Regions from separate parts of the Homo sapiens genome. Here regions 1, 2 and 4 are each linked to region 3. Evidence: read pairs that join two places in POLR2A ChIA-PET (ENCODE). Cell type or tissue: MCF 10A. All regions are shown on one strand. Links, peaks and the distances in the headings refer to the core of each region. The heading gives the core; the rest is flanking DNA.

Region 1 (8,600 bases), core at 1,840-6,839, 76 kb before region 3:
CAGTTTGCTCCAGTACTCTCCCAGCCCCTAGGGGATGGTTTCAGGATGAAACTGTTCCACCTCAGATCATCAGGCATTAGAGTCTCATAAGAAGTGGGCAACCTAGATCCCTTGCATGGACAGTTCACAGTAGGGTTTGCACTCCTATGAGAACCTAATGCCGCAGCTGACCTGACAGGAGGCAGACCTCAGGCGGTAATGCTCTGCAGCTTTGCATTTGCTGTTCCCCTTGCTGGAAGCTCTGTCCCCAGAGAGCCACATGGCTTGCTCCCTCACTTCATTCAGGTCTCTGTTCAAGTATCACTTGACATGATCAGAGAGACCTTTCAAAATAGTCACTCCCACCTCTAATCCTTACCATGTTTTATTATTTTGCTTGACACTGATTCTTCTCAGCATACTATTTTCTAATTCTTCTCAGCATACTAATTTCTAATTAGAAAATAGGCTTCGTGAAGGAAGGGACTTTGTTTTGTCCACTGTTGTATCCCACGTTCCTAGAATAGTGTCTGGTGCAGAGTAGGTACCTCAATGTTTAAATAAGATGGGGAAAACTAATTTATATTACTAAATATTATCAAATAAGTAAATGAAATATTCCTTTATAACATTTATCAGTTAATGTTAAAAAGGGAAATAGGAGCATAAGAACCCAAAGCATACAGGAATATAGGGTCAAACACAGTATTTTTACAGAATAACAATTTCTGAGGACTCAAAAAAAAATCCTACAAGACACAGAATTTTACTGCTGAATGAACCTGGAGAGATGATGTAATTCAGCCCACTTGCTTCATAGCTAAGGAAATAGGAGGTGAGGCTCAGTCCAGGATTCCTTATTCCTTGTCCAATGTTCTTCCACTTTTAAACCCAAGTTCTTCACAAATTTGGCATCCCTAACACATGTATTGCTATATACATTACAACCATTTTCAGAGAGGTTTTTTGGCTGTATAACGTCACAAGTAAACCTCTGTAAGTTTTATCCTTTTCAAGAAATCAACACCTATCTTTTCCTGCCATTTAAATAATCTGATATTGTAATTGTACACAGCATTATTATTTATTCAACAGATAACAACATTCAATGAAACTTCATCCTGGATAGAAAAGCAAGCAAGCAATCAACCAACCAAATGCCAAAAAATTTGCATTAGTCTTGTGTCTATAGCTGTACCTTAACCCAGCAGTCCCCAACCTTTCTGGCATTGGAGACCAATTTCTGGGGGAGGGATGGTTTCAAGATGAAACTGTTCTACCTCAGATCATCAGGCATTAGATTCTCATAAGAAGTGCACAGCCTAGATCCCTCACATGCACAGTTCACAATAATAGGGTTTGCACTCGTATGTGCTGCTGATTTGATAGGAAGCAGAGCTCAGGCAGTAAGGCTCCCTGGCCCGCCACTCACCTCCTGCTGTGCAGCCTGGTTCCTAATAGGCCACAGAGAGCTACTGGTATGTGGCCCAGGGGGGTTGGGGACCCCTGCCTTAATCCATTATATTCCAAAATCCCTATACTATTGGCTAAATACTCAAAGAATTATCAGAGTTATTTTAGGAACCAATTGGTAGATATTATTACTCAAGTAATGGTTGAGTCACAGATATCAAATATGGAAGGTTAATTTACATTACAAACGACTGTATTTTGCTTTGCTGTAGAAAACACAGGTCTACCATATCCTGAAAAGTAACCCAAGACATCAGATTCAGTATAAAATAAAACCTTGAAGTACTGTGAGTATAATTGTTTTGGCACCCACGTTAGATTAAGTGACTATTTAAAAAAACTTAATGAAATGAAAACAATGCTGGGCATATTGATTAGATAACAGAATGCTTAGAGATCTGGAAATTAAACTGGCAGAAAACTGTATTTATAGCAGTGCCCTACCTCTTCCACCAATGTCTGTTGGAAAACTGCACGAATGGAAAGACAACACTGATGGAAATTCTTTATTAGCTGAGGGTGGATAGAGCCACTTAGCTGTGCCACCTCTTCAAGGGTAGGAGTAATAAAGATTCCTTGCACTGTTTCTAAGGCAACGTAGTGGAAAAGTGTGTTCTCAGGACCAGATGTCAGTCTTAAAAAGAAAAAAAATCAAAGAGAAGAAAAAAGAAATTTTAGTAAATTTTAAAATATTGGTTCATTTTGAATTTAGTAGACTTCTTATAAGCTTTTATCTACAATATAATATTAGTAGTATAATTAGGGAAGGGAAACTGGGCTAAACATTTAATTCCCTCTTCATCCGTAACTGAAGTACAAGCTAGGGTTATTAATTCCCTTAATGGAGGCAAATACTACATGTTATGCAAGGATAAGTAAACCTCAATTCATTTGCAAGTAACTTAATCATTCCTTTGCTAAACAACCCAAATTGGCTAACTGTCTCTTTTTCCATGGTTGGTATTAAATAATTCAGCTCGTGTCTGGCCCAGATAGCTATAAGCCATAAACAAGATATCAGTCTAGGGTAGACCACATATAAAAATACCTTCCAACAAATTAAATACATTTAAGTTAGTAGCATTAAAGTATTTTACCATGATAGTCAAACTGATGTTCCTCAAGAACTACTGGAATGCAGAATGGGTAGGACTTAGTTACTGAATGAAATGTTTTATATATTATTTTCAATATATTATATATATTGTATTTTACAAAGATAGGTGCATAAAAGGTTAGGATAATATATTACATCCTGTTTTATATCATGCTTTTAAAATGAACTACATCATATAAAAACATCTTTGCATGTCAATAATGAGAATAAACACACATCTTTGGCACCTTTTAAAATAGGAGAGCCTATGATTTACACCACATGTGAATTTATGTTTAAACCATTGAACTTGAAAAAAGAGTCTCCTTTTACTAGAGACAATGCCAACACAACATACATATTTTTAAAATTCTGATATGGAGTTAATAAAATTTCAGAGCAATAGTTTTTGTTAAATGGAAGACTAGAGTTTTGTGAAGGTACTTTTGGGTTCCATAAAAGGTTTGGTTCCAATTTATTTGTCTTAAAATCATGTTTAACTATCAAAAAATTAAACATTCATATTTGGAGGCATTAAATACTAAAATTTAACACATCAGATTTCTAATGTATTATTTTATGCAGACAAGTTACTTTGTTTTTGTCTTGACTTGAGAAAAAAAGAATTTTCTAACAACTTTGTAACACATATATTTGAACTTACTGTAAAGTGTTTCAGTGATTAAGAATGTGGTAGCTCTGTACTGTGTGTGTGTGTGTGTGTGTGTGTGTGTGTGTGAATTCTATTAGTACGTGTCTAGTTGTTCAAATAAAAGTAGGCAATTGAGTTTATTACACCAGTTGATCCCACACATGATGTCATAATTAAATACCTGCCAAGGCACAGGCAGACCTGCGTGTCACCACATAAGTGCACAAGAAGTGAATATATAACATTTCATATTATAATAATTACAGACAGTTTAAGTTGCTAAACATTCTCTCCTCACTCAGTTTCTTTTACCTCAGAATTCCCTACTCAATGAACGTTTGAAATTATACCTATTTTCTAAAGAGAGTGTTATGGGACAAGTTCCTTGGGACCCAAACTCTGAGAGTGAGATATGCCGGGAGGAAACTTATTAGGAAGTACTCTTGGGAAAAACAGCTGTAGGGGTGTAGTGACTGAGCAGGATTGAGCAGAGGGAGAAGATGAACTGTGCTGCAGCGGCAACAAGTCTCAGCCGATACCACTGTGTACTCTGAAGCTTGGCTGGCCTTTCAGAGTTGTCTTCAATTTAGGCAAGGGGCCAAGCCTTTGTACTCACTTATTTATTAGTCATTAGAAATGGGCTCCTCCCAGGGAGGAATGTAACCTTAGCTGAGTCAACAAGTTTCCGTGTAGGACACGGCTAGGGGAGTGACAAGGCTAGGGGAGCTGTGAGGCATTAGCAGCCACCATTCTCAAGTGTTGGAAAGGAATACCCTGAGCTAAGGTGTAACTGGACAGCACACCACTGCATCCACCAAACACTCTAAAAAATAGTAAACTCTAATTTAAAAATTATATTAAATATACAAAAGGGAGGTTACCTGTGGAGAGATAAAGGGAGACTTTCACATTTTGAAATATTACTTTGTGTGTTTTTCTCTTTCATAATACTAATATGGTCATTTTCCTAAATGTGTAATGAAATATTAAAGAAATACCACAGATATTACCTTTAATATGTAAGATATATCAGAATTACATTTGTTGAGTAAAATACATGTTATAAAATTGTACTTTCTCACTGTAAAACTTCCTGAGTTTAAGTGAACAAGAATAAGAAAGTTTCTTACTTCACTGTGTTATATATTTCTAATTCTTTTTCTGGAAGGTCCTTTTTCAAGTTTCCCAAATGAAATGGATTTGGAAGAGTAGACTTCTTTTTAGTGACCTGAAAAATATAGTTAAGTAGATCAGTTTATATCTAAGAATGGAATCATATAGCAGAAACAATTTAAAAATTAAACATCCTTCTGAGGGAACTACTTACCATTTGCAATGCTTCCTTTAAATATTTTTGATGCTAACTTGTACCTCTTGGCTTATCCATGGCTGACAGGGATCCCAGGGTCATGTCCTGGGAGGGCATGATGGTGTTCCCTGAAAACCTCCTACCAGAGCCATTACCAAATTTGTATGTATGCATACTTGTCTCCCCTCCCTAGACTCTGCACTCCTCAAAGTCAGGGGCTGTGTCTTATTCATCTCTGTATCTCCTTTGTGTAGTATGGCCCTTGGCACTTAGTAGGTATTCAATCAACCTTTGTTGAATGGCTGAATCTTAAAGGTTAACTCAATTTCTCTTAGGAGCTATTCATGGCTTGGTAATTCTTTAATCTGTCCAAATCTTTTTAGACTATTTCCTACCAATTCCATCGACTGTGATAATAGGTATGGTACTGATGTAAGTACTTCCAAATACACCCCACTTAGGGGTCCAAAAGTATTCTATTGTTTGGTATGAGGAGATTGCATCTGGTTATTTATGCCATGCTACTAGCATTTCATAGTTTATTTGTGCTCCTTCTCAGACTCCTCATCTGGTGTCACCTCCATCCACCCAAATGACAAGTTTCAAAAATGTTTTGAAAGACGACAGCATCACTAGAATAAGTACAAAGCCTCCCAGGGTGAATGTTTTGATAATCATTTGGATATTTTATGGTATTTTCATGGGAAAAAATTAGGAAAAATGATCTGAAAAATGAACATCCTCTTTAGAGTCAACTTTTAAATCTTTAAGTGTTACAAAGGTTCAGATTTTAAAATCTATAAAAATAGGATAATACACACAGAGACATACACACACACACACACAGACACACAAATACACACATTTAGGGTTCTGATTCTCTTTGCTGAATATTTCATTGGCTATTTAGTCAGATCAGCCCCCAACAGGCCCCACAGCTTGGATGCTCTCTGTTGTCATTGCAAATAGGGAAGAGATGAACACGGAAATTGAGATTAAAGTTTTCCTATTTCTAAGTACTGTTAAACAGATATGAATGTCAAGGGGTTCTTATCTTATTATTTGATATTTCTTTTTTTTTTTTTTTTTTTTTTTTTGAGACAGAGTCTCACTCTGTCACCCAGGCTGGAGTGACAAATCATGCAGTGGCACAATCTCGGCTCATTGCAACCTCTGCCTCCTGAGTTTAAGCAATTCTTGTGCCTCAGCCTCCCGATGCATCTGGGATCACAGGTGTGCACCAACGTGCCTGGCAATTTTTTTGTAATTTTATTAGAGACTGGGTTTTGCCACATTGGCCAGGCTGGTCTTGAACTCCTGGCCTCTAGCAATCTGCCACACCTGGCCTGATATTTCTTTTTCTTTTTGGTTCAAAATCATTGGTTTGCCAGCAGTGACTGAAATAACCACCATGTCAAATGAAGAATGGTATGCCACTAAAAAAATGTCTTGCAATTATAAAACAAGGACTGGAGAGACAACTTAGCTCCCAGAACATACACACTTGAATAAGCACACACCTTAAGCAAGGTCCCACTTTCTTCTAAACCATCAGAGCCCTGAGATTCTCTTTGCTTCCGTACTGCATCCGGTGTAGTATGGGGGCTAAAGCCATCATCTTCTCCACCTTCACAACCATTGTCAGATCCTCCACTACTACAGGAAGGACTAGGCTTGCGTGTCTTTAAGGAATAGTCACCAAAAAGCGTTCTTCTGCATGTTGGAGAAGTTGCTACTTTGGAAGTACCTTGTAGCCTACTGAGAATAGGCGAAGTGGTCAAGCTATCTGTTTTTTCACGTGATCCAGTAAGGAACCAGTCAGCACAAGACAAACAGGGGACTGGAGAAGATGCTAGCCGTTCATCTATGCGAGAATCTACTCCATCCAGCTGGTGAAGAGTTGTTTTGACTTGATCCACATATACACAGTCTGGTCCAGGACTCCCAATAGCTTTGGATGCGCAACCTCCAGCTTCTAATAGTACACATAGCATATAATGTTTCTATAGGGAAAAAAATTACAAATGTAGGTTTAGCTACCATGAAAATATTTACATAAAATGTGCATGTATAAACTTATAAATATCGAAGACATAGAGGCCTATGGCATAATCATGTGATGATTATTAAAAATTCCTCCGTCATCTTTCCTTTTTGGTTATTATTAATGCTTCTTGATCCCAGTTGAAAACAATCTTACATTGCCTTATCTTGATATACCATCAAACCACTTCTTTTGAGACACAGAATTCCCTAAGATAGCTGTCAAGAGCCTCAGTTACTGGAAGTCCTTTCATCTACAATTGCATATTTATTCTGTTTCTGATTCTATATTATTTTCATGTCTCCCTCTATCTCCCAAAACAAGCCAATGGATAAAACCACTATAGAAAGGGGAACAAAAGACTTTAAAAACCTGCTAAAATATTTTCTTAGACTTTATTAATATTTGTCCATGAGTATTAAATGGATGCAAAAGAAAAGGAATAAGGGGACATGTAACATTTCCTTGAATACTGATATTAGACATACTAATAATTTTACATGAGCATGTTTGTGTATTTATTTAGACAGTCAATAGATACCTACCTACCGCTGCATCCCTCAACCCCTGCCGAAAAGAAAAAAATAAAAGAAAAGAAGAAAAATCCTAAGAAAGAAGCTGAGGTAAACTTACCAAGCCAACAACTAGCAAAAAATATCTTCCTTCAGGTTCCGGAAAGACTTCAGTGCTTGAGTCTGCCAAAGGTCGGAGGTGATGCTGAGGAAACACTTCTCTCCATATGATCAACTGACCAATTCTTTGTTTTGCTGCTAAAGGCAGCAGGCAATAGTGGCGACAGTATACGGCAATATCAATAAGATCATCCTTGGGCAAATGACTGCATATCAAATAACCCTTGAATTTAACCACAAAGAGCAAAAGTCTACCAGTGATATAAAGCAATAGTCCCATAATATTTCTAAGAGTTTCATAGACACTTCTTCCGTTGGTTTAGAATATTCTAGTTTCAAATGGGGTAAATGAAGATATAGTAAAAGTAAATGTTTCTTTTCTTGAGGTCAAAGTAGAGCTCAAATGATAACTTAAGGTGTACCGACAGGTAGACTTCAGCACAAAGCAAGATCCCTTCTGCACAGCATAGCTTCAGTATTTGACAAAATTAGAAAATAACTGAATTCTGAGAATGGAAAGTCAAGAAGCAGGGGTCATGACAGAGACTTTTCACTGTGCACCCTTCCCTATTGCTTCTTTGTTAGATGTGTTTTATATTGTGTTTAAAAATCCTTTTTTAAAAATAAAAGTACTTAAATTCATTTGATGCTTTGCTTTACATGGACATGAACTAAATGTTATATAAGATTTATTTAAAAGATGTAGGTTACTATTTTTTTTTTTTTGAGACAGAGTCTCTGTCACCCAGGCTGGAGTGCAGTGGCACGAACTCAGCTCACTGCAGCTTCTGCTTCCCGGGTTCACACCATTCTCCTGCCTCAGCCTCCTGAGTAGCTGGGATTACAGGCACACACCACCATACCCAGATAATTTTTTTTTGTATTTTTAGTAGAGATGGGGTTTCACCATGTTAGACAGGCTGATCTCGAACTCCTGACCTCTGGTGTTCTGCCTGCCTCGGCCCCCCAAAGTGATGGGATTACAGGTGTGAGCCACCATGCCCAGCTGACTTTTCAACACAGGATAAAAAATACACTCTTTCAAAAGGAAATCCAGAAAAATATTAGTCTTCTCTCTTACAAACTTGGTTCTTTGAGTATTGCTTCTCCTGTGCACATTTGTAAATACTTTATACATGCTTTAGAATGCAATGAAACCATAAATATTTATTATATTTACAAGTATGTAGATGCAAATCTTGTTTTAAGGTCTTAATCTGGTCAGGCATGGTGGCTCACGCCTGTAATCCCAGTACTTTGGGAGGCCAAAGCAGGAGGATTGTTTGAGCTTGGGAATTGCTTAAGCCCAGAAATTGGAGGTTGCAGTGAGCTATGATTGTACCCCGTACTCCAGCCTAGGTGGCAGAGCAAGACCCTGTCTCTAAAATGAGAAAGCTCTTAATCTTATGGTACCT
Region 2 (7,342 bases), core at 2,343-7,342, 55 kb before region 3:
CTAACCAGCATATGCAAAAATGATCAACATCACTAATGATCAGAGAAATGCAAATCAAAACCACAATGCAATACCACCTCACTCCTGCAACAATGGCCATAATAAAAAAAAATAGATGTTGGTGTGGATGGGGCAAAAAGGGAACACTTTTATACTGTTGGTGGGAATGTAAACTAGTACAACCACTATGGAAAACATTGTGGAGATTCCTTAACTAAAAGTAGATCTACTGATTGATACAGCAATCCCACTAGTAGGTATCTACTCAGAGGAAAAGAAGTCATTATACAAATAAGATATTTGCACACATGTTTATGGCAGCACAATTCGCAATTACAAAAATATGGAACCAGATGCCCATTAATCAACGAGTGGATAAAGAAAATGTGACATATATATATATATATATACATACCATGGAACACTATACTCCGCCATAAAAAGGAACAAAATAATGGCATTTGCAGCAACCTGGATGGAATTGGAGACTATTATTCTAAGTGAAGTAACTCAGAAATGGAAAACCAAACATCATATGTTCTCACTCATAGGTGGGAGCTAAGCTATGAGGATGCAAAGGCATAAGAATGATACATTGGACTTTGGGAACTTGGGGGAAAGAGCAGGGGGTGGCAAGAGATAAAAGACTACACATTAGGTACAGTGTATACTCCTTGGGTGATGGGTGGACCAAAATTGCAGAAATTGCCACTAATGGACTTATTCATGTAACCAAACACCACCTGTTCCCCAAAAACCTACCGAATTAAAAAAAAATGGGCCAAAGGCCTTAACAAACACTTCACCAAACAAGATATTCAGAAGGCAAATAAGCACATGAAAAGATATTCCACATCATATGGTCATCAGGGAAATGCAAATTAAAATAACAATGAGACAGAACTAGACACACAGTAGAATGACCCAAATCCAAAATACTGACAAAACTAAGTCCTGACAAGGATATGGAACAACAGGAACTCTCATTCATTGCTGGTAGGAATACAAAATACAGCCACTTTGGAAGACAGTTTGGTAGTTTCTTACAAAACTAAACATTCTCTTGCTATTTGACCAAGAATTAATTGCCCAAACATGGGAGCAACAGAGATTTTCAGCGAATGGATAAATAAACTATGGTATACCTGAACAATGAAATACTATTCAGCATTAAAAAGAAATGAGCTATCAAGCTGTAAAAAGACAAAGAGGAACTTAAAATGTATATTACTAAGTGAAAGAAGCCAATCTGAAAAGACTACATACCATATGATTACAACTATATAACATTTTGGAAAATGCAAAATGATGGAGGCAGTGAAAAGATCATTTGTTTCCAGGGGTTAATGGAAAGGGAGGGATGAAAGAGAGGGATAGGCAGAACACAGAGGATTTCTGGGGCTGTGAAACTACTCTGTATGATACTAAAAGGATGGATCCATGTCATTATAATCTGTCTAAATCTATAGAATGTACACCACCAAGAATGAACCCTAATGTAAATGATGGACTTTGGGTTATTATGATGTGTCAATGTAGGTTCATCAATTATAACAACTGTACCCCTGTGGTGGGGAATGTTGATAATGGAGAGGCTATGCATGTATGATGTATGGGGGAAGGGGGTACGTGGGAAATCTGTACCTTTCTCTCAATTTTACTGTGAACCTAAAACTGCAGTAAAAAATAGAATAAAAAAAACTTCAAATGTTATTGTTGTTCAAATTTTATATTAATCAAATAGAGCTTTAGACTACTTTAGCAAAAGGTATCTAGCTCTCTTCCCAAAAGTATTGTTCTTAATCTCCTAACTGGACTACAAAATGTAGAAAACATCTAAGCCAGATCCTCACTGTTTCCTGTGTATTAATTTCACCTGCTCAACCTGACTGTGAACATCTAGAGGTTTTTCTGGATTCTGCAAAGCATGGCACAGACTTGAGCAACCGGCACAATGAACACTGATCTCCACACAGCAGTGTTAGACGTAACAAGGATAAAAGCAGCCAAAGCACTGGCAAGATAAGCAACAGCTATGGTTTAAGGCAATGAATTAAAAATGTATACCAGAATTCACACAGTGATTTCTTAATTTGATATTCTTTTAGGGTGAAATAAAGAAAAGCATATAAATCTTTTAAAGAAATATATGCTAAATTAACAAAAATCTCAATGAAAAAGAGGTAGCCTTCACATGGAATCTGTAAGCCCCAAATAGACAATACTTTAGAACATCTTAAACTTCTTCGAGGGAAGATAATATTTAATGTATCTAAATTCTAAACACACTGCCCCTAAAACATTAAGTACCTCTACTATCACAGAAAGAAGGGACTATATATTTTGAGGGAAGAGGTTTCTTTAATGAAGAAATTCTGACAGAGGGGCAAGAACCTAAGTAATGGCCAGGTAGAATGGCAAGCCTCACGAGATGGTACCTTCTGACTCATGAAGTGGGCATGGGCCCTGTGACTGAGGATAAAAGACCCCAGAATGGGCATGAGACAGTCTTTGGAACCAGGGTCTTTCTCTTTTAAAGGTAAAGTTATCTAGTTACTTTCTATGTTTCTATCTATATCGAACACTTATATCCTTCCCTTCCCTTCCCTTGCCTCTTCCCTCCCCCTTTCCTTTCCCCTTTCTTTCTCCTTTCCTTTTTCCTTTTCTCTTCCCTTTTCCCTCTTCTTTTTCCTTTTCCTTTCCTTTCCTGAGATAGGGTCTCATTCTGTTGCCCCACCGTAGTGCAGTGGTGCAATCATAGCTCACTGCAACTATGATTGAGTGGGGAGCCCAACTCCTGGGTTCAAGTAATCCTCCCACCTCAGCCTACTGAGTAGCTGGAATACAGGTGTGTGCCACCATGCTCTGCTAATGTTTAAAGTTTTTGTGGAGATAGGGTCTCCATATGTTGTCCAGGCTGGTCTTGAACTCTTGGCCTCAAGTGATCCTCCCACCTCAGTCTCCCAAAGCACGAGGATTACAGGCATGAGCCACCATGCCCAGCCAATGCTTATATATTCTTATGAAAATATTAGGTAGAATTATATATCTCATACTTCTTAGTTTTTTATACAATTTAAGAAAATGGTAGGCCAGGTGCCATGGCTCATGCCTGTAATCCAGCACTCTAGGAGACTGAGGCGGGCAGATTGCTTGAGCTCAGGAGTTCGAGACCAGCCTGGGAAACATGGAGAAACCTGGTCTCTACTTAAAAATACAAAAATTAGCCAGGCATGGTGGTGTGCATGTGTAGTCCCAGCTACCTGAGAGGCTGAGGTGAGAAGATCACCCGAGCCTGGGATGTGGAGGCTGCAGTGAGCTATGATCATGCCACTGCACTCCCACTCCAGCTGGGGTGACAAAGCAAGACCCTGTCTCAAAAAAAAAAAAAAAAAAAAAAAGAAAGAAAGAAAAGAAAAAGAAAGAAAGAAAGGAAAGGGTAATTATTGTCCTGAAATATCAAAAGACCAGGCAGTTGATAGAGCTAAGGACAAAAAAAATACCAGAAGGCAAAGCATCTTTTGAACATGCTCTAACACCTCATCTCCTTTCAAATAGTAATTGTATAATAATGCTCCCATAACTACAACTACAATGTGCCGGGCACAATTCTAAATACTTCACGTGTAATAACTCATAAATCTTCCATGAAGTAGGGACTATTATTTCCTCCATTTTACAGATGAGGAAACTGAGCAAAGTGATTGATACATCAATTTAAATAACTATTAAGCTGTCAAAAAGGCATTTATTTGATCATACATTGTAGAGTCTTATGAAGAGTAGGAACTTGAATTAGGTTTCTACTGTAACATAGCCTAGGTTTCTTCAAGAGCAGAGAAGTGGCTATGGCATAATGCCTCATTTAATACTAATACAAATGCTGTAACTAAATAGATTATATGGTGATCTACACTGATGAAAATGTCTGAAATAATCTTGTCAATCATTCAATAATAAAGTTATTCTAGGTTCACAGATATAACTAAAATCATATTGATAATTCTTAACCGTCATACAGTTTTACTATTGGTATGCGATCCATGGGACAAGCCAAAAGCTAATCACATATGTTCATGTAAAAAAAGATTTTGGTAGACTAGTGGACTTTGTATTTTAACTGAGAATACTGTTAGTCAACCATGTCATCCACTTTTTTTTTTTTTGTACAGAAACATAATTCTAACTTGATAACCTTACATTATAAAATCAAAGTCACAAAATTCCAAAGTAAGACACACCATTTAATTACGATTTCTGAAAAGTAGTCCTAGCTTGGATAAAGCTTAAATTTAAAAGTAAGAGGAGAGAGCTAATTTCTACTTATAAAGGATAATTTCTCTTTCTGGGTTTATTGCACTGGACCTCCTACTTTGTCAACCAATTGCCTCTTTAATTTTTAACCATAATTCCAAAAATAACAAAAAGTCTACGAAAAAAAGAGAAGATACAAGATTATAATAAGGCACCTGGTTCTGCTTCTGCTTTATAATACCTAAGATTACCTTGATTTCCAGTGGAAGTGTGAGCCACCGGACTCCAGGGAGGTTGTCTAAAAGTACTGCACTGGAAGCATCGTACTGCTGAGCACTGGGACTGGCGCTGGAATGCAGTTTCGCAGGCTGAAGTGCTCTTTGAAAGAACAAGTTAAAAAAATGATCCAAACGAGGAACATTCTCAATCTGGCAAAAGGCACTGGAGAAATAAGAGCTGTAAGTTAGAACGACATATGGAAATGGTGGTCATTTTTTGTGTGCTCCTAAGGGAACTGGATCTTTCCCAACTACATAGGCTATCTTCCTCACTCCTCTCTTCCTTCAATAGAATTGCTGCTAGAATGTTACTGACGGATTGTGTAAAGAAATTTACCCTGTCCAAACTTTTTACCCTAAAACCTACTCTCAAGTGTATCAAGTAGATGGCTCTATGGAAGAACCACAGGGCTAACACAAGTGACATATTTATAAAAGAAAGGGCTGAAGTACCCTTTTTGTAAAAAATGTAGGTTGTTTTTACCTCTGACTGTCTTTTAACCATTTACAACTCCTGAAATCTTTCAGGCAACGTGGAATGATAAAGAGATTTTGAACTTTGTAATAGAACAGATCTGGCTTATCACAGCTCTTTCTAGGTAGCTATCACAGGCAAATCACCTAACCTTTCTCTAACTTTGGTTTCCAACTCTGTAAAAACAGGGTTAATACAATCTAGCTCACATGCAGAATGCCTAGAACATAACAAGCATAAGTTCTTATTATGCTTATTATTTACTGGTAAACAGTAAGTACATAATAAGCATAAGTTATTTCCTCCCCTCTTTACTACTGAAGGTATAACATTAAAGAACTCAAAAAACAAAATGACAGAAAAAACCGAAATACTTGGTTTTAGCCATATAAAAGTAACACAGCATTGACTGCAAGCATTTATTGGAACAGCTCACTGAATGACAAAATAGCAGGTACATATGCTATCGGCATATCAAAATAATTATTTGCTGATTCATCTAACAAATATTTGAGTGACTACTACATTCCAGGCACTATTCTCATTGCTGGAGGTATGGCAGTAAAAATATCAAGACAAAAGACAATGAGCTCCCATGAAGCTTATGTTCTAATGGAGAAAGACAGCAAATGAACAAAAAGTAAAAAACACAAATTCATATAAAGGACTATGCAGAAAATAGCACAATATGAATGGGTGGTGTGACAGATTGGCTATTTTAGGTTGAATGGTTGGAGAAGAATCTCTGAGAAAGGGCATTTGAGCTGATATTCCAATGTCAGAAAGATCCAGCAAGAAGAAAAAGTACAAAAGCCCTGGGCTGGGGAAAAGCTTTGCCAGGGTGTTTGCAATACAGTGCAAAGGAGGCACGTGTGGTTTGATATCTGAAGTCAGAGGGGTAGGTAGGAACCAGATAATAATGTAGAAAGATCACGCTGCTATATGAAAATTAGTTCAAGTGGCAAGAATGAAGGGAAGGAGACCAGTTAGGAGGCTACTGTAGTGTGTGAGAGATAGCAGTGGCTGGACAGGGCAATAATAAAGATAAAGAGAAATGGACAGATTGGAGATTTTGAAGACAGACTGATCAGGACTTGCTGATGAATTAGTGGGGAATGGTGAAGGAAATTGTTATAGCTTTAATTTGGTCACAACGTTAAACTGTTAGTATATAGTCAGTTTTCTGTGGCTCATAGAGAATTAACCAGCTCACAACTTTAAAAAGATAATCAAGTCTCTACACTTTTTGGTCTTCTTGTAATTTTTCACAATTGGCCCTTAATATCTTTCATAATCAGAAAAAAAGTTGTTATAAAAATTTATTACAAAATGTCTATTAATAACATCCTGGATTCACTGTGCTTCTTGGTTTTAAGAACTCAATGGATCTTCACATTTATTATCGTAGTTTGCTCTTTAAATTCTCACTTGAAGTAGAAAAGAGTTAAATTTGCTGCCATCAAAAAGATACTTCCACTATCAATGGAAGATAAATTTCAAGATGAAAGAGAAATTAAGTCCCTCTGTCCCCAGTCTACTCTAATGGAATTTGTAGGACAACTCCAATGGACTATTTATATGTATGAAAATCATTGCAAAAATTTAATCTTTGATAATCTCTGGTTTTATGAAAACAGAAAGCTTCAATTAGGGCAAAATATGGCAAAGTTTTCTTCTGTTGAGTAAACTTAAAGAGGCAGTTCATAACCACATTCTTACTCTTCATTGGTTAAAACTTTCCTTACTAGTAAAAGGTAAAAGCACTATTTATGGATGCCCAGCTCTTTGTAGCTCACTTATCTGGAAAATGTTGGTAAGCAATCAGGTTTGACAGGGATGTGCCTCCTCAGCAGTTCCTCTAGAGAACACTGCAAACTAGATAATTTTCCCAGATGACACAATCACAGAAAATTCCTTCATGATACTGTAAGAACAATGAGAACAAAGATCCACTATAGATAAACAGAGAGCTGATATCACTATGGTTTGGAAAAATGTATAAACTGCCTTTGGATTTTTGTACTGATATACTCCTAAGGCTTTAAACATAAAGATACCATTTTAGCCCTCAGAAATACAAGAACAAAAGTCACTAAGAGAAAAATCGATTTCCCATACCCAATTTTATGTTAAATGTTACCTCAAATTTCTGCCTTCCAATCAAGAAGGTTAAAAACGCAAGAAGCAGAAAAATATGCATAACAGCATACTTTTATTAAAAAGGGAGTATGTATATTTTTATTGTATAGAAAATATATGGAAGGACACGAACAAAACCAGTCAATACCGTCTCTACTGTATGTCTTTTTAAATAATAGTGCATAAATTTTTTACT
Region 3 (8,600 bases), core at 371-5,370:
AACTACAAACTCCTATAGAGTGACAAAAAGCAGATAAATGGTTATCAGGAGAGGCATAAATGGACTTAAGTAGGTACATGGGGAGACTCTTAGGCGAGATGGATATGTTCATTTTCTTGACAGACGTATACATGTTAAAACATCAAATTGTACATTAAAAATATGTGCAGTTTTTTGTATATAAATTATCCTTCAATGAAGCTATTTTTAAAGTCCCAGAAAAAAATTTAAAGGACATACCTCCCTTCTCCAGCCAATCCTTGTGTTTTAGGTGGAAGTTCCTTAGCTTTAACAGCTAATATCTCATTTAAAATGATTCCTGTTTCTCTCCATCAGCCAGTTTTAAAACTGATGTAACAACAACAAAAAATTCACTTTGAAAAATTAAAAATCCAAGTCACAACATTGACAAACTCTCTGTAACATGAACTAGGCATATTAGCTGGTAACTTGGCATTGTTGCAGGTGAATGTGTGATTTCTGTTATCTTAATGCTAAAACTAGCTAATGGCTCCCTCAACCCAACCAACCCACCAGTATTATCTCGGAAGCCTCCCAGGGTATGTGCCCATGTGTCAACTTAAGACATACTGCAGCAATATAAACTCTTATTCTCTAACAAACCTAAAACAAACCTATTAAAAGAACTCTACCAGAATTTACCATAATGTAATTTTATCTCCAAGATGATAAACTTTTAAATTCTATATTGACAATCACATACAGCTCAGGTACAAAGCATGTATGAAACAGTAACTTCTAAAAAGAACACGCAGTTAACTAAAACCTTGAAAATTCAGGATACTTTATGTGAGTCAATATGCAGTACAACTTCCTTAGTAAGCTTCACGTAGTCCATGAAATACAATAGGAAATTCATGTCTTTGCTTTAATGAGAAAGACTAAGGTTGGCATTCCTGTGCCTTTGATTAAAGAGTGGTTCTGTACAAGTTGGGAAGGCCACTGTTTGTAATGATGACTGCAGCTTAGGGAAGTAAACATCTACCATAAGGGAAGAACCGAACATAAGCCTTCCTGGTAAGTTCAGCAAATTAACCCTCATGTCCTACAAATCAAGAAGGGACAGACTTAAAATTTGAAACTTGGTAGGACTTGAAATACAGACCAGCAAAACATCTTATGATAGGGATTTTCTATACTTTTATTATTAGGAGGATAAAGACACTAGAACATGTGGCGTGATTAGTGACATGTGAAAAGCTTAATGATCATTTTTTAAAAGCTAAAATATAACATACATACATGTATTTTGAATCATGAAATACTTTTATTCTTTTAAGTGACAAGTTCTCCTATCACAAGGTCCTCAGATTGGTCATTTCCTAGGAAACAAAGTTCACTATTTTAATCCCATCAAAGTCATGGTGGCCCATTAGGTATCAGGCGTCTTGAATTCTCACACTGACAACACTCAGCTGTGCAACTATACATGAATCATAGATTCTTTCTGGGCTAAAAGTATGCGACTCTAAAATGTGGAGAAGCCAAGAGTTTGAGTCTTACACTGTCTATGGCTTCACATACCAAGACCAAATAAGGTTCTATGTAATTCATATTTCCTTCCAGCAGCCTTGTGTAATAATCATGAATTTTAAAATTATTTTTTTAATGCCTACAGCAGATTACAAAAAAATACGATATTTTAAAATTTGTTTAAGTCTTCAAGAATGTATTAAACAGGTTTCCCCACCATACTTTTAAAGGCAATGATAAAAATCTTTTACATACTGATAGGTAAAAACAATTGCCAAATAACAGTTGCTCCTACATACATATAAATGATTTGTAACTGTTGTTCCTAAATACACATAAAATGTCATCCTAAAACTGACCAGGTATGGTTGTCCATTACTGGGTTAGTTGACATTTTGGCACCAAAACTTTTTCACGATTAGTCATTCTCTTCAAGCTACTGCTAGTTGACTTTTCTAAAGTTCTTAATCCATAGCAGTAAGGGGTAGATTTTTCTTAAAAATGAAGTAGCACTGAATACTGTGAATCAAAATAACCTTTTCATGGCATTATTAAGAAAGTGAAACCTTTAGGTATCTGTATTTTTAAAAATTAAATTATGACGTAAAATGGAAAACAAGAAAATCATGGAGATGCATAGGAAAATACAGCAGAAATATCCAGAAGTGCTGAGAGGTTGTCCTTGATGGTGAGACTATGGGTGGGCGTTCCTTCTGTTATATAGCTATTCATTTCCATAACAGAAAAAATCTACATAAATTTAACAACTGCCTTATAAAACGCGTAGGGTGTCTCTCCACTCCAAATACTAAAGAGATTAAGCCACAAAGGTCACACCAAAGAATCAAGACACTGCGATCGAAACAGAGTTTTTTGAACGCTGTTACAGATATATCCTCCTATGGCCTAGACAGAGCCCATGACCAAAAAGAGGAGATTCTCCTCATCTAAGAATCATTGAAAAAACAAAACAAAACAAACAAAAAACAACCTACAGTAGCAAAGAATGGCATCGTCATTTCTGCTCACACCACCATACAATGGAACGTGGTGCAATTAAATCCCACTTATTATAGAACCCCAAATACTCGATTCCAACCACGCCAACACCCTTGCAGTTCCCCCAGCCCACGTGTATATTCTCTGGATTGATGGGATGGGATTAATTGTCCCTCTTTGAAAACCTTACTCATAATCGCTACTCGCTGAGGAATATGAACCCGAGTCGCTGACCCGATCTTCAAAATCATAGTCCTCATCTTCTTCTTGTGAAGAGGGGTCTCCAGGGAGCTCGTCTGAGCTCGGACGCGAATCGCACGAAGCCACAGAGGCCATCGTCAGGAATGCAATAGCTACGAGTGGAGTAATTCAAATCTCGCAGCTATAGCTTGCTAAGGCCGCCATGTTGCCTCTGCTTGGGAAGGGGCAGAGGCCATGTGACCACCAATCCTTAGCTGCAATTGGTGGCAGGTCGCGTTGCCAGGGAGACGGAGAAGCTTCCCAGAAGAAACAGGGAGAACAGAAAGCAGCCAATGGGCTGAAACTTCCAGGAGGGCTTCTCAGTTGGAAGGATAGAAATAGCTAAAACTTCACCGCTTACGCTCTCCGGAACGCAATTCCTTAGAGCAGCATAACCTGTTAAAACAGGCGGAGATGCACTGGGCTTCTCACCTTTTTCTTCCAGTGCTGGATATCCAGTTTGCTCTTTGTCCTGTGTTTCTAATGCCTAACAGCTGTCGGTCAGCCTGGATTTCCTTCGAGGTGAAGGAAACCGCACTTTACCTTTCCTTAGGACCTCATCCGTGCAAGTAATGGACGCTTTTAAGCAACGCGATCTAGGTGTTAATGTAAATACGCTCCATTGTTTTATGGGTTTCATATTGTTTCGCAATTGCAAACATTTTCACGGTTATCCCAAGTGGGTATTGTAGAGTGCCACAAATGAGTGGCAATCCTGTGGAATCAACTTCATGTTCATTTTCTAACTCAAAATTTTATAATCTAATTAAGTGTTCTCATTATTAAAGTTGGAAGTGTAAACAGGTAAAATCTACCTGTTATTTATGAATACCTATATCAAGTATTTTTTAAGTACAAAAATAACAGCTAGCATTGATTGAGAGTCAGCCTTGGCTCTGCTCACTTTATTCATATACAATGCTGAGCATTCACATACTATGAAGTAAATATTTTCTCTATATTAAATAAGGAAACTAAGCTTTAGAGAAGTTATGCATCTTACTAATGGTTACATGGCTAGCAGTCAACAAAGTCAACCAAGAAATGAACCTAAGTCAATAACCATTACATGAAATTTCCTCCCTCAGAACCCAGTAATTCAACTATTAGATATCTACTCTGAGAAAGGATGCAAATTTATAAAATTTGTAAAAGTGAAAAGCTGAAAGCAATCTTAAAATGTCAAATAATGGGGGAAAAGTTAAATATATATAAAATATGATGATTATGATTTTAACTAGAATGTGTTCAAAGAGTAAAGCATGGGGGAAATGTTCATGTTGCAGCGTGTAAAAAAAGGATATAATGTTATTTTATGATCTAAAAGGCTGGGTGCTGGGGATTCTCTAATGGGCAATTATAACATAGTGATAAGTATTACAATAAATACAAGGTTCTAATGGAATATCCAGAAAAAACCAAAGTAGTATACGTGGGGCCATGACAAATTTCTTAGAGGAAGTATTAATTTATATTGTTATTATGGCATGGTTCCAACAGAGAAAGAGTAATGGGAGATGAGTCATCACATGGCCGGTATGGGTATATGCATGGAGAACTCAAAGGAACCTGAATTGTAGCTGTTGCAGGGGCAGAAAAACTCTACCTCCATCTTCTTAGGGTCCCAGCTGGGCCTGAGAATTAAACTTACCTAAAATAGATTAACAAAAGAAAAGCAACTGGAACTTGTTATACAGATGTTGAGGCCCTGCTCCACATCAACAGGATCAGAATCTCCAGTGGAGGGGCCTGGAAATCTCTATTTCAAACAAGTGCCCCCTGTGATTCAGCAAACTTGGGGAACTGCCCTAAATTTTCTCTCAGTTCTGTGCTTCATCTATACAGGCCAACTGGCCATTCCCTGAATAGGCTGGAACCCACTCCCACCTCGCAAATTTGAGCCTGGCAGACAGACCTCTCTCCTTGCTCTAGAATCCAAGTTTTACATGGCAGGGGAGCCCTCATAAAGAAATGAAGACCCAAAGAAGCAGTTAGAGTCAGTTAACTTATATACTGGATTGGACAAAGAATAGTTAGTTGTGAAGAAGCAACTAAACTAAATTGGGAAGCTTAAAAGATAAGTTATTTTAACAAGGTCTGTACAGAATTCTCTTGGTTTCACTTCTATGCCCTTGAGAATAAGAATGTTACATTTTTCTAGTATAGGGAGGGTGTCTTTCACATGGGAGCTTCATCTGTTGCTTTTAAGAAGCAGCACAAAGGCACTTGCTGTTTTTCAAGTGTATTAAACTTAAATGGCCAGGATAGTATATTTTACCTTCCTCACAGCCAAACAAGCTGCAGTATGCAGCTTATACTTTTAAGCTGAAGTTTAGTTGTATTTACATTAACTGTACATTACATGTACAAATATACATTAAACTATGTACATTTGAATTTGTATATTACATGTACAAATGTACATTAAACTATATACATTTGAATTTCCTAGGTTTTATGGTTTTGTTTTAATTTCTAAATGTGTTTTTATAGTGTTATAACAGCGATTACATTTTGTAATTTATTTGTATTAATTCATAAAATTGTTTTCATCTTATATAGGAGCTATAAAGCACAGATTATACCTCATTTATTTAAAATTATAATTAAAAAACTTAAGTCATCCATGGAAATCCACAATAGTTTTTCCTTAAAAGAGGTCTATATGTTACTAAAGTTGAAGAACAGGAGGAGGAGTTTGTAAAGGGGTAATGGGCAAAAGGAGTGTCAGAGGCATTTGAACCAGAGCGACTCCATCTTGAATAGGGGCTGGGTAAAATAAGGCTGAGACCTACTGGGCTGCTACTCAGGAGGTTAGGCATTCTTAGTCACAGGACAAGATAGGAGGTCGGCACAAGATACAGGTCACAAAGACCTTGCTGATAAAACAGGCTGCGGTAAAGAAGCCAGCCAAAACTTACCAAAACCAAGATGGCTACAAAAGTGACCTCTGGTCATCCTCACTGCTCACTATACGCGAATCATAATTAGAGTACAGTGAGCAGTGAGGATAATGAGCATTAGTTGCTAAAAGACACTCCCATCAGCATCATGACAGTTTACAAACGCCATGGCAATGTCAGGAAGTTATCTAATATATTCTAAAAAAGGGAAGACCCCTCAGTTCTGGGTACTACTCCCCCTTTCCCAGAAAACTCATGAATAATCCACCCCTTGTTTAGCATATAATCAAGAAATAACTATAAGTATACTCAGTCAAGCAGCCCATGCCGCTGCTTTGCCTATGGAGTAGCCCTTCTTTTTTCCTTTACTTTCTTAATAAACTTGCGTTCAATTTACTCTATGAACTTGCCCCGAATTCTTTCTTGGGTAAGGTCCAAGAACTCTCTTGGGGTCTGGATTGGGACCCCTTTCTGGTAACAGGAGGTCCTTGAGGTGGTAGGAGGGGATAGCATCCAAGGCACAGAAGGAGGGATATGACCTCCCTGGACACCTCTTCCCTAAAACTAGAAGAAAGAGCCAAAGAAGGGTGCTGGTGTGGATGGTGACTTGCCAGTTTCAGGCAGGAAGCTGAGGCAGTCTCCATGTGACAGTGTTTATCGTCTGGTAAGTAGGCTGCAACCTTGCCAGCTGAACGTGATGGAGGAAGTAATGGGGTCGGAAGTTTGAAGAAAGTGGAGACAGGAAGGAAGGGAAACAAATATTTCCATTAGCATTGAGATCCAACAAAAAATGTATTACTTTTAAAATCAGAGAAACAATATTATTTTAAAAAGCTGGAGTCCCTATACTCATTATTTTGAGTTTCATGGTAAAATATATATGCTTACTTTCACCACAATCTTAAACATTAGAAATGATTTAAGATTCCATTTCAAAATAAAAAGTGCTTTAGTTACCTCTTTAATAAGTTAACCTTTCCTTGTTTTAAAAGCAACTTATTGGAAGTAAAAAATAAAATAAGAAATTAAAAAAGGACATTTACAAATTTTAGGAAAATATCACATTTTCTTCCTACAAATTTTTCATCAATTTTTTTTTGTAAGCATCTAGTAGTTTCATACCCTGCCTCATAAACCTTGCATGGCACCTCCTTAAATAGAGAACAAAGTCCAAACTGTGTAGCTTCTTTTAAATTTTTTTCTCCAATTCTACAAACAATTGAACACCAATTCAGAATTAAATGGTTTATTCCATGTTACATCGTAAGTTAATCAAGCTGATCAACTTGTCTATTCAAAAGAATCAACTGGAGCTTGTTATACAGATTTTGAGGCCCTGCTCCACATCAACAGGATCAGAATCTCCAGGAGAGGGGCCTGGAAATCTCTATTTTAAACAAGTGCCCCCAGTGATTCAGCAAACTTGAGAAACTGCCCTAAACTTTCCCTCAGTTCTGTGCTTCATGCATACGGGCCCACTAGTCATTCCCTGAATAGGCCGGAACCCACTTCCACCTCCTGAATTTAAGCCTGGCAGACAGACCTCTCTCCCTGTTCTAGAATCCATCATCCACGTAACCTTGAGCAAATGACCTCCACAAGCTTCACTTTCCTTATCTGTAAATTCAGAAAATGGTACTTACTTCACAGGACTGTTTGGAATCTAATGAGTTAATGCATGTAAAGTACCTAGCACATAAAGCATCAATAAAACAGCTATTTTATCTCATTTACTCACACAGTTCTCTTACTGTGGAATGATACTTACCCAAAATTCATTTGTTGAAATACTACACCTTTCTTCAAGATCCAATTCAAACAGCACCTTTTCCCAAAAGCCCTCCTAGACACATCTCCTACCTCAGTAAGAATTCCTTTTTCTACTCTTTCCTCATAATCTATCCCATAAAATTAGGTTATAACTAATATCAGTCTGTCTTATATCTAAATTAAATAGGAATACATCTATCATTGCCACCAAATGACAATCTCCTGGAGAACCTGACTGGGTCTTTTTTTTTTTTTTCTCTTCAGTCTTTCACTTGTCACAAGGTTGAACTGGAGCAAAAAATGCCACATGAAAGTATACCTGCTAGGACGTTAGCTATATTCCTGAGTTACGTTAACTCCCTTGGCTAATTTACTTCCATGTGTTAGTTAAATGGATAAAAGTGAGCAACAACAAAATTTACCACCTCGCTTTATCTTTCATCAAAGAAGAAATAATAGCAATCATTTTTATCCTTATTTTAATTTTCAGGTTGTAGTATCAATTAGTCATATTTCTAAATTTACATATCATATTTCTACTAACCTTGCTAATATTTAATAAGCTTAGATATTTTTGAAAGGATGAAGAAAGGAAAGGAATAGGATGCCATTTTCAGGGCCTTTATAAGAATATTCTGTGTGTTTCATAATTAGCAATTGCAAGAAGATTTAAGAGATTTAGACTGGGGTATATTTTCATTTTCTCTTTTCCACTACAAAATGACCAGCCATCTTCTGAAGCCCAAATATGTTTAATTTAATGCATATGAGACTTGACATCCTTATTTCCATAGATTACCATCTTGATTAGGCGAACTACAATTCTGACATAAAATACACCAGAAAAGGACATAATTAAATATTTAGTATCGTTAGCAGGTTCAGGAGCTCTTTCTCTAGTAGTAATAGAAGCTGGCAATGAGAAGTAAATGAAAATAGGGCCACATGAGGTCATATTCATTAAAAATTTAAACTACAAGGTAAAAATTATGTAAGAGTTTTGTTAGAAACTAATATTGCCTTAATTGTGAACACAGAAATAATAATACTTTATGAACTATGTGGTAATAATGACAGCCATAATTATTTTTAAAATATGAATAAATAACTTGGTAGACCAACAAAATAGCATTTTAGAAAGTGAGACTTTATTATGTAGAAGATTTCAGATTTCAGAGTTTATATATCAAAATA
Region 4 (6,401 bases), core at 1,402-6,401, 66 kb before region 3:
ATGAATCTTAAATCCATTTATGCTAAGTTAAAGCCAGACACAAAAATTACCTACTGTATGATTATTTATTTATTTAAATTCTCAAGACACATGTGGAGTGTCTGGTTTATTCAAAGGGGTTGTCAGAGGCCTGACCATGGAGCAGGAACCAAATAGTTGGGAACTGTGGGGCTGAACAGGGCAGGGATGCCCAGGTATGAGAAGGTAAAAGGAGGTATGCTGAGCAACCAGAGCAGCATTAGGGCCAGGCTGAGCAGGATGATTCACTTTATATTACATCCTGGAAAAGGCAAAATCATGGGGACAGAACACAGATCAGTGATTGCCAGAGGTTGGGGGTATGGAGAGGGGTCGACTCCAAAGGGGACAGAAGAATTTACTGAACATAAATTATACCTTAATAATATTTTTTAAAAACTAAGGAAAACACAGCATTAGGATATAAGATTAAATCTTTAATCTAATTTCACCAAAAAGTGTAGAATAGATCCTTATTTTCATATTTTTTTAAAGGCAAAATTCAATGTGAAGTGTTCTGTGAGTTTTGACAAATGCATATAGCTATGTAAGTGCCACCAAAATTGAGATGTAGAACAGTTCCCTCAACACCTCCCTACACCAACTTTTTTTCTGAGTAGTAGTCCATTCCTGGATATACCAGAATTTGTTTTGGTATTCACACCTGCTGATGGACAGTTAAGTTATTTGAGTTGTTTCCACTTTTTGGCTATTACAAATAAAGTTGCTTTGTATACAGGTCTTTGTATTACATATGCTTTCAGTTCTCTTGGTTTAAAAAGATAGGAACAGACTGGTTGAATTACATGGTAGGTATATGTTTAGGTTATTAAGAAATTGCCAAACTGTCTTCCAAAGTAGTTGTACCATTTTACATTCTCAATTTATCCATTTTTTCTTTTATGAATTATGGTTTTCTTTCTTTTTTTTTTACTGTATCTAAGGAATCAAAATAGATTATTTTTTAACCATAGAAAATATTGTTAACTCCACTGCTCATTAAAATAGTGTTCTATAAAGGCAGGAATTAGATTTTTAAATTAAACATTTTGGATGTAAGTTCCAAAAACCAGATATTTTAATACTTTAGATCTGAACTGCTCCTAATAGTTAATATCCATCTAAACATTTTCCATTACTCAAAAAATTATGAGCCATAAGAGTTTACCATCCCTAAATTTCTATTATTTTTACAGACAAAACACCCTTCCATTTGTTTAGGGTGTTTGTTAAGACTCAGTTACCCTTTCAAGCTAACATTCTCCTCCCACTTTCACTGGCGATCTTCTTGAGAATAATCCACACCTCATGGCTTTTACCTCCTTACTTCCCATTTACTTTGTAAAAGAACTTTTATTACTGAGAATTTTAGCATATACAAAAAGGGAATTGTATAATTAGTTCCTGTATAGCCATCATCACCCAGGTTTAACTATGACCAGTCCATGGCTTATCTTGTTTCATCTGTATCATCATCTTCCCTTCCTCCTGCTGAATTATTTCAAAACCAATCCCAGATATTATATAATTTCATCTGTAAACACTTCAGAATGTATGTATAAAACAGAAGGAATCTTAAAATACATATAATCATACCATTATCACAATATAAAGAATTATTTTCATCTAATACCCAGTCATTAGTGTTTACTTTCCTTGAATGTATGAGACTCATGAATAGATTCAGCCTCATCTATGAGATTCGTTGTCTCATAGAGGTTTTTAAAAGTTTGTTTGAATTAGGATCTAAGAAAGGACATACATACACTTGGTTGATAATATTCAGTCTCTTGTAACTGAGATCTCTCTCAACTTCTCTCCCTTCTCCCCCACCTCACGCCAGCCTTTTCTAATTTATTTGGAGAAGAAAGTGTCCTGCAGTATTTGCCAGTCTGGATTTTGCTGACTGCAACCCCTCTTCCAAAAATGGAGTAACTTAACATGCCTCCTTTTCAGTGGTATTTCCTATAAGTTGGTAGTTCAATCTTGAGGCTTCATCAAGCATATTTTATAGGTGTTCTGTGTGCTTCCATCAGGAACAACATATTATCTGCTGTTTTTCTGTTTGTGATATTAATAGCTATTGATGACCATTGCCTAGATCCATTAATTCATTGAGGGACTGCAAAATGGTGATATTCCAATTCTGTCAGTCTTTCTTGACATTTCAGTTAGACTACTTTCATAAAAAGAAGCTCTCCTTCACCTCTGTTTGGTAACCTTGACATATGGTTTAGACAAGAAAGGCAGGATAAATGTCTGATTTTTCTTCATTTAACAGTTTTCACAAAAACAAGTTAGTGCCCTCATATTCTCCAAAGTTGACTAGTAAGTTTCCTTTTTTTTTTTTTTAGTATCATTATGCACTCATGAGCTTATACATATCTGATGTGTTTCAATCTGTTGTAGTTATTTCCTTATAGATGTTCAACAGGGAGCCTCTTCAAGTTGTCTCATGACAGTTTGAGCTCTACTATAACCCTATTAATTTTTGGAAAGCTTTCTGAATTTCTGATATGACAAGATGTTCTCAGACTTATCTTGTGCATTTTCAGCCCCAATTTTGAATGAGCCAATTCTTGAGGAGTCCTGGTTCCTTTTGGTGAGAAATGTTATTTATACACCATGGTCTGGGTATTAGTGGTACTTATCGCTACTGCGATGGTCACTATTGCTAGGCCTTTTCATTGGCCATAGCTAGGAAATACAATAATTAAAAGATTAAAAACGATATTGACACTTCCAATTTAAGTACAGCTCTACAGGGTTCTTATTTAACTTAATCAGTATTACATCTATATTTATTTTCCTCAAAAGCTTAGTTCTCAGTGACACCAGTGTAATTAATCATTTTTAATCCCATAATATACATTATGTAACAACTGTTTAAACTCAGTAGAAAATCCTAAGGCAAGCAAAATAGATTTTGTCACTGTCAAAACAGAGGCCTAATGTGTATTTCAAGATTATTATATATCCACTTGGTAAATATTTAGAATAATGACTGTTATACAAAATAATTCAACATTGAGCCTTTTATAAAATCCACTCCTTCCCTTACCAGTTCTGCAAAATCTGCAGCCTCCAAGTCACTTAATGCCATGTCTAATTCCATCTATGTTAAAAAAAAAAAAAGAGTAACATAAACATTTGACTCATATTAGTTACTTTTTTAGTAATGGCCATATAAAAAGTGCTTAATTACTACTTGAAAAATTGAGTATCTTTCTCTTTTGTGTTACTTAGGAAATGTCTCAAAATGGAACATATTGTTTTTAAGCTTTGCCACTGTAAAACAGTTTACTTATTTAACATATTGTTTTTAAGCTTTGCAAATATAAAACAACTTACTCATTTAACATACCATATTTCAACTAAATCTCAATAACTGCAAAATGGTCTTCACATGTATTCAATGCATAGTAAATTTATGAGCTTCAAAAGTTGCTTTCCAGTTTTAAGTTAGAAATTAATTTAACCCTTTTGATTTCATAGAAGAAAATGAAAATCAGTCTTAAAGTAGCCAACTTATTTTGAGTTGTTCTCGATTCTCCATTTCTTGTATATTACTCAATAGTTGGATTCTTGAAAAATATCAACATTCTTCCCTGTCTTTCTCCTGGACACAACGTTTTGCATTCAAGGGTTGTCAATCTTTATTCCTAGATTAAAACACGAAGGCAAGTGTTCCTCTGGAATCTGGCACAGTTCAACTACCCCACAGAGTTATTAGAAAAAAAAATCTCTTACTTAGGATTTGGGTTTTGTTTCTATGGAAATTGCCTGAACTCTTTCATGTATCACCTTTGTTCTTCTTTGAAGCATTCCAAATTTAAAAACAGAATAAATTTAATCTGAAGTTTAATCTGTAATACAAATATATATACAAATGAAAACTATCGGCAATTGAATTGTGTGGCATACATGCTATTTGTGAATAAGAATCCCTTTTTTTTGAGATGGAATCTCGCTTTGTCGCCCAGGCTGGAGTGCAGTGGCGCAATCTCAGCTCACTGCAATCCGCCTCCCAGAGAATCTTTTTTTTTTCTTTAAAGGCCAAGGCACTCTCTGCAGGACTGTTTCACACACTAACTGTGTCTTACTGAGATGACAAAAGCTTTTGAAATATTAGTCATGCCTTTCAATGCTTTTCACACAGTATGAGTTATTACTCATTTGTGACCTACATTTTTCTGCATCTAGCAAATACTTCAGGTTCCCTTTTTTTGTGGCTATTAGTCTGTCTTGTGAAAAACCACAGGACAAAAAATTACCAATTTGTGGTATTTGATCTCAGAAACTGTTCAATGAGTTGCTATTCCTGCTACTAAACTCTACAGGCTAATTAGTATACAAGATTAATATATATGTTTGTTTATATTCCTTAAACGAAAACATACAAATATCTTTTCTCTTAATTATTTCACTGTACCCTAGGAAAATATGATTGAAAAAAGAATATCAAAATGAGGAAAATTCTCAAATATCTGGGAAGAAAAACTAAAGTAAGACCTCATTATATACTAAACCTGGAACAAATAGGTTTTTTCCAAGTTAAAAATAACTATTTAGTTTGTTTTTAAAAATAAACAAGCAAAAATAACTATTTCCACCTAAAATTGCCAGGCATGTTACCTCACACACGACTTTTTTTTTTTTTTTGAGACAGAGTGTCCCTCTGTTGCTCAGGCTGGAGTGCCAGTGGCACAATCTTGGCTCATGGCAAGCTCTGCCTCCTAGGTTCATGCCATTCTCCTGCCTCTGCCTCCCGAGTAGCTGGGACTACAGGCGCCCGCCACCACGCCTGCCTAATTTTTTGTATTTTTAGTAGAGATGGGGTTTCACCGTGTTAGCCAGGATGGTCTCGAACTCCTGACCTTGTGATCCTCCCACCTCGGCCTCCCAAAGTGCTGGGATTACAGGTGTGTACTCCCAAAGTGCTGGGATTACAGGTGTGAGCCACTGCGGCCGGCCTCACACACGTTTTTAACTAGATTTCTTTTGTGGACATAGTTTCACTCTGGTTGCCTAGGCTGGAGTGAAATGGCATGAACTCAGCTCACCGCAACCTCCGCCTCCCAGGTTCAAGTGATTCTCCTGCCTCAGCTTCCCAAATAGCTGGGATTACAGGCATGCACCATCACACCCAGCTTATTTTGTATTTTTAGTAGAGACGGGGTTTCTCCATGTTGGTCAGGCTGGTCTTGAACTCCCGACCTCAGATGATCTGTCCACCTCAGCCTACCAAAGTGCTTGGATTACAGGCATAAGCCACCATGCCTGGCCTTTAACTAGATTTCTTAAGGCATTAAATTCCTTAATATTTTCCATTAGAAGATACATACTCAATAAATCCTACTTTTTAATACAATGAGAAATCTCAAGAGAAATGGAATCAACCTAAGTGTTCATCAACAGATGAATGGATAAAGAAAATGTGCCATATATACATAATGGAATACTATTTAGCCATAAAAAGAACAAAATCCTGTTATTTATGACAACACAGATGAACCTAGAGGGCATTATGTTAAATGAAATAAGCCAGGCACAGAAAGACAACTACCACATGATCTCACTCATATGTGGAACCTAAAAAAGCTGATATCACAGAAGGAGAGAGTAGAATGGGAATGGTGATTACCAAAGGCTTGGGTAGTTAGGGGAGAGGGTAAATGAGGAAATGTTGGTCAAAGGATATACAATCACAGATAAGAGGAGTCAAATTTAAAAAAATATTTAGAACAGGTAAGCTTACAGAAATGAAAACTATGCAAATGATTGCCTGGGGATGGAGGGGTAGGGAGAAGAAGAAATTGGGAGAGGAAAGAGAGAAGTAAATAATAACTACGAATGGTCACGGAATTTCTTTATTAGATGGTGAAATGTTCTAAAATTGATTGCGGCGATGGTTAGGCAGCTCTGTGAACAGACTAAAAAATGTTGGATTGCACATTTTAAATGGGAAAATTCTATGATATGTGAAATATCTCAATGAAGCCATTAAGGAAAAGACCTTGATTAAGTTCACGTAACTACTGTTCAAGCTGAAATTTTAAAATACACTGAGTAGAGAATCTTGACTATTAAACTGCTGTGCTATACTGCCTTAAACGAAGTAATTGGCAATTTAAACGGATAGGGCTTTATTGGTCTAAAACAGTGAGGTTTAATAATTTATTCTCATGTCTCAGAATGTTTCAGTATAAAGTGAAGGTCTTAAAATATTTTGAACTAAAAAAATGAAATCACAACTTATCAAAACTTATATGGTGCAGCAAAAGTGGTGCTTGGGGGAAATTTATAGCATTAAATGCATATATTAAAAAAGAAGAAATATCTAAAATCAATAATCCAAGTTTCTATTTTAAGAAACTAGAACA

The links. Peaks named below come from ENCODE experiments on the same cell type or tissue, not always from the same donor. Only the 100,000 strongest peaks of a DNase experiment are listed, where the experiment ranks them.
Region 1: POLR2A ChIA-PET joins it to region 3 with 32 read pairs; 5 of 35 experiments call an interaction of 5 or more read pairs at or near these places.
Region 2: POLR2A ChIA-PET joins it to region 3 with 16 read pairs; 6 of 35 experiments call an interaction of 5 or more read pairs at or near these places.
Region 4: POLR2A ChIA-PET joins it to region 3 with 21 read pairs; 5 of 35 experiments call an interaction of 5 or more read pairs at or near these places.

Annotation. Positions count from the first base shown.
Region 1 is chr4:127,704,399-127,712,998 of GRCh38, reverse strand. It overlaps INTU (inturned planar cell polarity protein), which reads right to left. Exons shown (of 16, transcript NM_015693.4): 11 at 7,187-7,408; 12 at 6,030-6,512; 13 at 4,331-4,428; 14 at 1,897-2,086. Among named protein-coding and RNA genes, the nearest start is that of SLC25A31, 22 kb to the left of the region's middle. RefSeq lists a silencer at 3,751-4,045 and an enhancer at 3,493-4,692. In MCF 10A, for the core only: no CTCF peak of the experiment used is centred there; a DNase peak (open chromatin) is centred at 3,808.
Region 2 is chr4:127,685,031-127,692,372 of GRCh38, reverse strand. INTU (inturned planar cell polarity protein) reads right to left here. Exons shown (of 16, transcript NM_015693.4): 8 at 4,506-4,695. Among named protein-coding and RNA genes, the nearest start is that of SLC25A31, 42 kb to the left of the region's middle. RefSeq lists an enhancer at 4,487-5,686. In MCF 10A, for the core only: no CTCF peak of the experiment used is centred there; no DNase peak of the experiment used is centred there.
Region 3 is chr4:127,627,264-127,635,863 of GRCh38, reverse strand. It overlaps INTU (inturned planar cell polarity protein), which reads right to left and starts at 2,907. Exons shown (of 16, transcript NM_015693.4): 1 at 2,684-2,907. The coding sequence starts at 2,829. RefSeq lists enhancers at 2,878-3,057, 2,720-3,259. In MCF 10A, for the core only: no CTCF peak of the experiment used is centred there; DNase peaks (open chromatin) are centred at 2,963 and 4,253.
Region 4 is chr4:127,696,742-127,703,142 of GRCh38, reverse strand. It overlaps INTU (inturned planar cell polarity protein), which reads right to left. Exons shown (of 16, transcript NM_015693.4): 9 at 3,080-3,133. Among named protein-coding and RNA genes, the nearest start is that of SLC25A31, 30 kb to the left of the region's middle. In MCF 10A, for the core only: no CTCF peak of the experiment used is centred there; a DNase peak (open chromatin) is centred at 4,122.